Regions from separate parts of the Homo sapiens genome. Here region 2 is linked to region 1. The links are chromatin loops, found by intact Hi-C in ENCODE. Cell type or tissue: mammary epithelial cell. All regions are shown on one strand. Links, peaks and the distances in the headings refer to the core of each region. The heading gives the core; the rest is flanking DNA.

Region 1 (2,919 bases), core at 133-2,632:
CACTTTTTTTTCTGACAAGCCTTTTATGAATTGATTGTATCTTCCCAAAATTCATATGTTGAAGTCCTAACTCTTAATATATTAGAGTATAATCTTATTTGGAAATAAGTTTATCCCAGATGTAATGAGTTAAGATAAGGTTATAATGGAGTAGGGTGGGCTCCTAATCCAACATAACCTGTGTCTTAATAAAAAGAGGAAATTTGGATATAGAGACATACACAAAGGGAGAATACTGTGTGAGGATGAAGGCAGAGATCTGAGTGATGCCTTGACATGCCAACGAAAGTCAAAGATTGCCAGCAAACCACCAGAAGCAAGAGGAGAGACATGGAACAGAATCTTCCTCACAGTCTCAGAAGGAATGAACTCTATCAATACCTTGATCTCTGACTTCTGGACACCAGAAGTGTGAGACAATAAATTTCTGTTATTTAAGCCATCCAGTTTGCGGCACTTTGTGATGGCAGTGCTAGCATACTACCACAAAGCCTTTGAATAGTCCTATCCTCATTTTATCAACAAGGAAACTGAGGCTCACATCAGTTAAATAACTTGCCCAAGACCACATAGCAGGTAAGGAGCAAAGCCAGTATTCAAACTTGGATCTGCATGCTCTGCTCCTTCTCAGGTACGGGAAATTGTGTTGGTAAAAGCTAGGAAAGGCTAGTTTTTCCTCCACAACAAGCCAGATATGATACATCTTCCTTGTCAGCCTGGAATAGGACAGCCAGTTCTCCCAGGTCACACTCCCATCACTAATAGCACTCCGGGGTCTGTTGTCTACTTTTTTCATGTTTCTCCTTGTTCAGCAATTAACAGAATCCCAAATCAAATGCCAAGGGATGACATTAGAAAATAAAGTTTCCCTCTTCAATCTTCTCGTTTCATTTCTTTAGCCCTGAAAATGCACTGGAGGCCCCCAAATGCAGTGCATGCTTCATATTGTTTCTGAGAGAGCAAATTCCTAAATTCATCTGGGCTGGGAAGGAAAGCCAAGATTAAACCTAAAATGCTTCCTCATTCCTGGTTTCTGTGGCCAGAGTACCTCCTTGCCCTCTGGCATCCATCCATGTAGATGTCACAAACACACATGTATGGGCATGCGTGCACGTGTGCATGCACACAAACACAGAGAAAAGTTGAACTTGGCTCTCTCACTGAAGCCAAACAGACCAGATTCCTCCTAGGCCTCCTTGTCTTACTGCCCTTCCAGCACTAAGCACTGGTGGTCCCACACTTAGGAGTGTTCTCTCACCCTGTCTCCTGAAGCCAAGATCCATGGCGGTCCTGGGTAATGGCTATGGCATTCTTCTTTTAGGGTTTTGACTGGGTGGAGAAAAGGGGAGTGTGAGGGCAGAGAAATGGCAGCCCGTTTGGATTTTATTCCATTTCCAAATCATTTGAATATCATGCCCCTCCACAAGAGGGCACATGTAGACTTATCCTTGGAATCTCTGCTTGAAAGAGCCATTTCTTAGCATTTCCCAAGCTGAAAAATTATGTAAAACTACATTTTAAAAAGGCACCTTGTTATTTTTCTGAGCAGTGAGGCTGGAACATTGGCATAAGTAGAATGCAGTCAAAGACAGCCAAAGTGGAAAAAGAGAGGGCATGGCTGTCCGAGGGAAGGGACAGTTGGGAGCAGGCAGAAGCAGTCAGATGGTTTCAAATCCACAGTTCAGCTCCAGAGATTGGGCAAAAATAGGAGACCAGAAATAGAGAAGTCAGTCAATGGCAGATCAAAACACAATGAAGCACGAACACGGCAGCCTGGATGATCCTCAGGGAGGATGCTGTTTATTGTCTTTTTATTCTCCCGGCATTTGAGTCCTAGAGCAATGCTGGACTGAGACCTAAGGACTCAAAGTGTCTCAATTCCTGGTAGGTTCTCACCTATGACTTAAGTGACAATAGCAACAGCCGTTTCCCTTTATTGCATAATGTCTCTGTGTTCTGGGTTGCTCCAAGTGCTTTATTTTTTATGTAAGTTCTATTACTCCCCTCATTACAGATGAGAAAATGGAAGCTTTGAGAGAGATCAGTTTTCCAAACGTCATGTACCTTGTAAGTGATAGTGCCAGGACTCCAGTTAGGAATGTCTCATTCTTGGAATTCTGTCTACTAAGTCAGGAACACACTTTTAAAGCTGTAGTCTTCAGCCCATGTCCTCTGGTAGGTTTGCCTCCCCCTGCCTAGGCTTACTGGGTTCACCTTCCACTAAACTGCTGATGTGGACATGTGGTCTGGCACCCAGAGACACGTTCTGATTTCCAACAAGCTGGAACAGCTCTGCTGGTGAGGAGTGAAAGGAAACCCAGACTACCCAACTTCTCATCTCTATGGTCTTGGAGTAAGTGTCTGTTGACAAACCTGGCTGAGGTGGGGGTAGTGGAGAATGGAGTGTTAGAGGACAGCCACATGGGGTTCTCTGTATATGTTGGAAAAAGTCACAGAGCAACACTGCTGGATTTAGTCCAGATGTCATGAAGAAAATTAAAAAAAAAAAAACTTGAAAAATGATTTCTCTGAAACAGTGTTTGCATAGCAAGGTTCTAGGGCTAAGTTGCCCAGAGGTGGCCCATATTCATACTCCTTTGGAAGAGCCAGCCATCCATTTTCATTAGATCATGATTTGATCAACCTACACAGGCCTCTTTTTAGCTTCCGGTGAACCACAATATTATGACTGGGCTTAAATAATGCCAGAGCAATTCATGCAAAAGGGAAACACTCAGTTAAACCAGTCACAGGGCACTGCAACTAGCTTTCCAATGCTGAATTACTCTCCTGTAAGGAAATGGTCTTACTTATGAGAAAAAAAGCATAGAGTCTCCAAGGATTGCTCTGTGCAGGGTAGAGCCTGAGGGAAGACTTTCCAGGTGTAAAAGGCCAACTGGTGTCAAGTCTTTCCCTGGA
Region 2 (2,919 bases), core at 253-2,752, 170 kb after region 1:
GAGAATAAAGAAGATAAAGGCCAAAGGCCCAGGATCACTATTATTAACATCAATAAAGAGAGATTGGTTTTAAGTCTACCAGAGAAGACAAGCAATTAAAGCAAAGTGGTATCACTGGTCGAAGCAGCCAGGGCTACAGTGGAAAGTCGGGTCTAAACATCAACCTTTACGGTGTAGCTTGTCCTGGGCACCGGTACAGTAATTCAGTTTTGCATTGGAGGTTGCAGACCAATAAAATAAAATGTAACTTAGGAGTACTTGATGATAATTCAGTTATTTCTATGTCACCAATCTGTGCTTAGGAATACAATTTACTTTAAGCTTGTTCCAAATTGTATTCTAACTCAATGTTAACATAGGTAATGTCTAATAAATTTTTGTTCAATATAACTTAAAAAAATTAAATCACATGCAGTATTGCAGGCTTTTTCTATCAGATATCAATGATGTTCCTGAACACACCACACTCTCCAATTTCTGACTGCTATTATCTGTAGTTTTATCCTACCTTCCTTGCTTTCTACCTCTTTGTTGGCTTAGAAAACTCCTATTCAACATTCACTTCTCAAAGCTGATATTCTAAGTCTTTCTTGACTTCCTTAGATTTCAAAGCCTCTTCTATGTCCCCTTTACACTTTGTACACACCTCTGTTATAGTAACCAGGCACCTGCACTGAAAATTCTGTATTTCTATTGGGTCCCTATTAGCATAGCATCTGATTCACACATGAGTGAACTTGCTAAAGGAATAAATAAATGAAATATGCCGCCTGTGAAATATTTTCTTACCACAACCTACAGGGCTCTAGATGATCTGCCCCAGGTACCCCACAGACTACATTTACCTATACTCTCTGCCTCACACACTTCTATTGAAACCCACTGCCCACAAGCAGCCAGCCTCAGGGCCTTTGCACTTGCTGTTGCAGCTGTCTGCAGCACTTTTCCCTCAGTTATCTGTCATGGCTCATTTCGTCTTTTGACTTAGATCTCTGCTCAAATGCCATCTTCGCAAACAGGTTTTCCTGACCATATAGTCAAAAACAGCACCTTTATTCTTTAATTCTCTGTTTTAACCTGCTTTTTCTTCTTAGCATTTCTCAATGACCTGCATATTTTGCATTGATTTATTTTTTAAAAAAGTTATCTATCTCCCTCATTGAAATGTAAGCTCAGTGAAGACAGGGATTTTGATCTCCAAATAGTAAACAACTGATCACTTTATTAGTAAAAAAAGAGATGAAATCTATTACTCTCTTTAATGAGACTACTTCCACCTAGTGGTAGAGAACAGAACTGCAGGCATAGTACTTTCAGGGGAAGTCACTTTTTTGGAGCACCTTAAATAAGCATGCACAATTTTAAGTTCTTTACATATACTGTCTAATTCATTGATCACAATAGCTCTGGCATATGGGTACCTTCATCCCCGACTTAAAAAGAGGAAACCGCTATCTTCCTTCCAAATCCTATGCACTTTCTTTTATACCCTGCTGTCTTTGCACCATCTCATTGTTGCAGGACAGAGAGGAGCAGTGTATGGAAAAGAGGAAGGTGAGTAACACTGGTTTGCAAAACTACTCCATCATCTTTAGTCAACAATTCGTTCAGTACTTATTGAGTTTATCTTATATATTTTCTTTGTGAGAGATGAATACAACCATTGGTCTTACATGAATTGAACAAATATGACACTTTTTCCAATGTAGTGGAGATATAGTTTTTCAAAACCCTGTAAGAAAATTTTGAAGTATTTGTTCCATCTTTTTATTCTTTGCACATACTTTTTCATTATTACTCATTTTTGTCGAATAATAAGGTCACTGCAAATGTGAAACTACCACATGTTCCCTGAAATGTGAAAAACAGTGCTTTACTTGCCTCCACCCCCAACCCCTTTCCAAGCTCTATGTTCTATAATGTTTTGATTTAAATAAAGTATTACAGAGAAATATAATCATAAATTGGAAAAAGGAAAAATCATAACTAAGGATAAATCTTAAGAAAGATAATTCAGTCAACGCATCTCTACAGCTTCTCCCTGGAAGAGACCTTCAAATGCATCTATCAAAACAGGGAATCAAGTCTAGAAAAACTGTTCTGGAAGAGCTCTGCTTGAGAAACACACACCAAAAATCACGTTCTCTAGGGAGACTTGGATGTGTTCAATAAGGAGCAAATGATGTTCAAGAGGACAAATGAATTGAGTTATCAAGGAAGTCACAGAGAATTAAGTGGGCCAGACTCCCTTGGGCAAGGCCCAAACTACTACCACAGAATTAATTATATATTTGGATCTGAGGATATTGCTGTAAATCTTGGGTTGTGGTAGTCCCAACCCAGACATCTGTTGACTGGCAGTATCCTGCCTTGAGAAAGTAAGAATTTGTTAGAGCTTGGATTTCCTACCCTGTGAGTAACTCAAAGAACAAAGGCAGCGTAACAAGATGTTGCATCCATAACCGTGGAGTAATCAGAGATTTGGAAAACCTGGACCTTGTGAAAGCTTGGACTACAACTATAAGGAAAGATTAAAAAAAGATCTATAGCTGAGTCTTGGCCTTGGCAAACAATGGTCAAGGCATCATTTAACCCCAAAGACTTCCAAAAATAAAGTAGAAGAAAAAAACCCTTCAGCTTAGTAGATTGTTTAGATTTTGCTATTTAAGCAAGTAGCAGACTAAAATTTTCTCATTCAGCCAGATGTTTAGCCTCGTTAACAAGAACAACACACATCTTGCATGAATTGACCCAGGAAAAGTCAACATGGGTGAGAGAACCCAGCCAAATCACAGCTGATTCATGTACTTTGGCCTCCCCTACCCCCACACACTAACAGAAGATCTCAGAGTTGTGGGTGTCATTGTTGGTCAAGTTAGGTTGTGCTATCACCAATACAAGGGATTCCTGGTAAGCCTG

Evidence for each region. Hi-C counts contacts between places; a loop is a spot of excess contacts. Peaks named below come from ENCODE experiments on the same cell type or tissue, not always from the same donor. Only the 100,000 strongest peaks of a DNase experiment are listed, where the experiment ranks them.
Region 2: a loop joins it to region 1, with 15 times the contacts of the local background. A loop is called at or near these places in 4 of 110 quality-filtered maps.

Annotation. Positions count from the first base shown.
Region 1 is chr18:45,439,811-45,442,729 of GRCh38, reverse strand. The region is part of intron 6 of SLC14A2-AS1 (SLC14A2 antisense RNA 1); the gene reads left to right. It also overlaps a transcript of SLC14A2 not described here. Among named protein-coding and RNA genes, the nearest start is that of SLC14A2-AS1, 63 kb to the left of the region's middle. In mammary epithelial cell, for the core only: a CTCF peak has its summit at 1,447 (motif pointing right); a DNase peak (open chromatin) is centred at 1,099.
Region 2 is chr18:45,274,072-45,276,990 of GRCh38, reverse strand. It overlaps a transcript of SLC14A2 not described here. Among named protein-coding and RNA genes, the nearest start is that of SLC14A2-AS1, 230 kb to the left of the region's middle. In mammary epithelial cell, for the core only: a CTCF peak has its summit at 1,286 (motif pointing left); no DNase peak of the experiment used is centred there.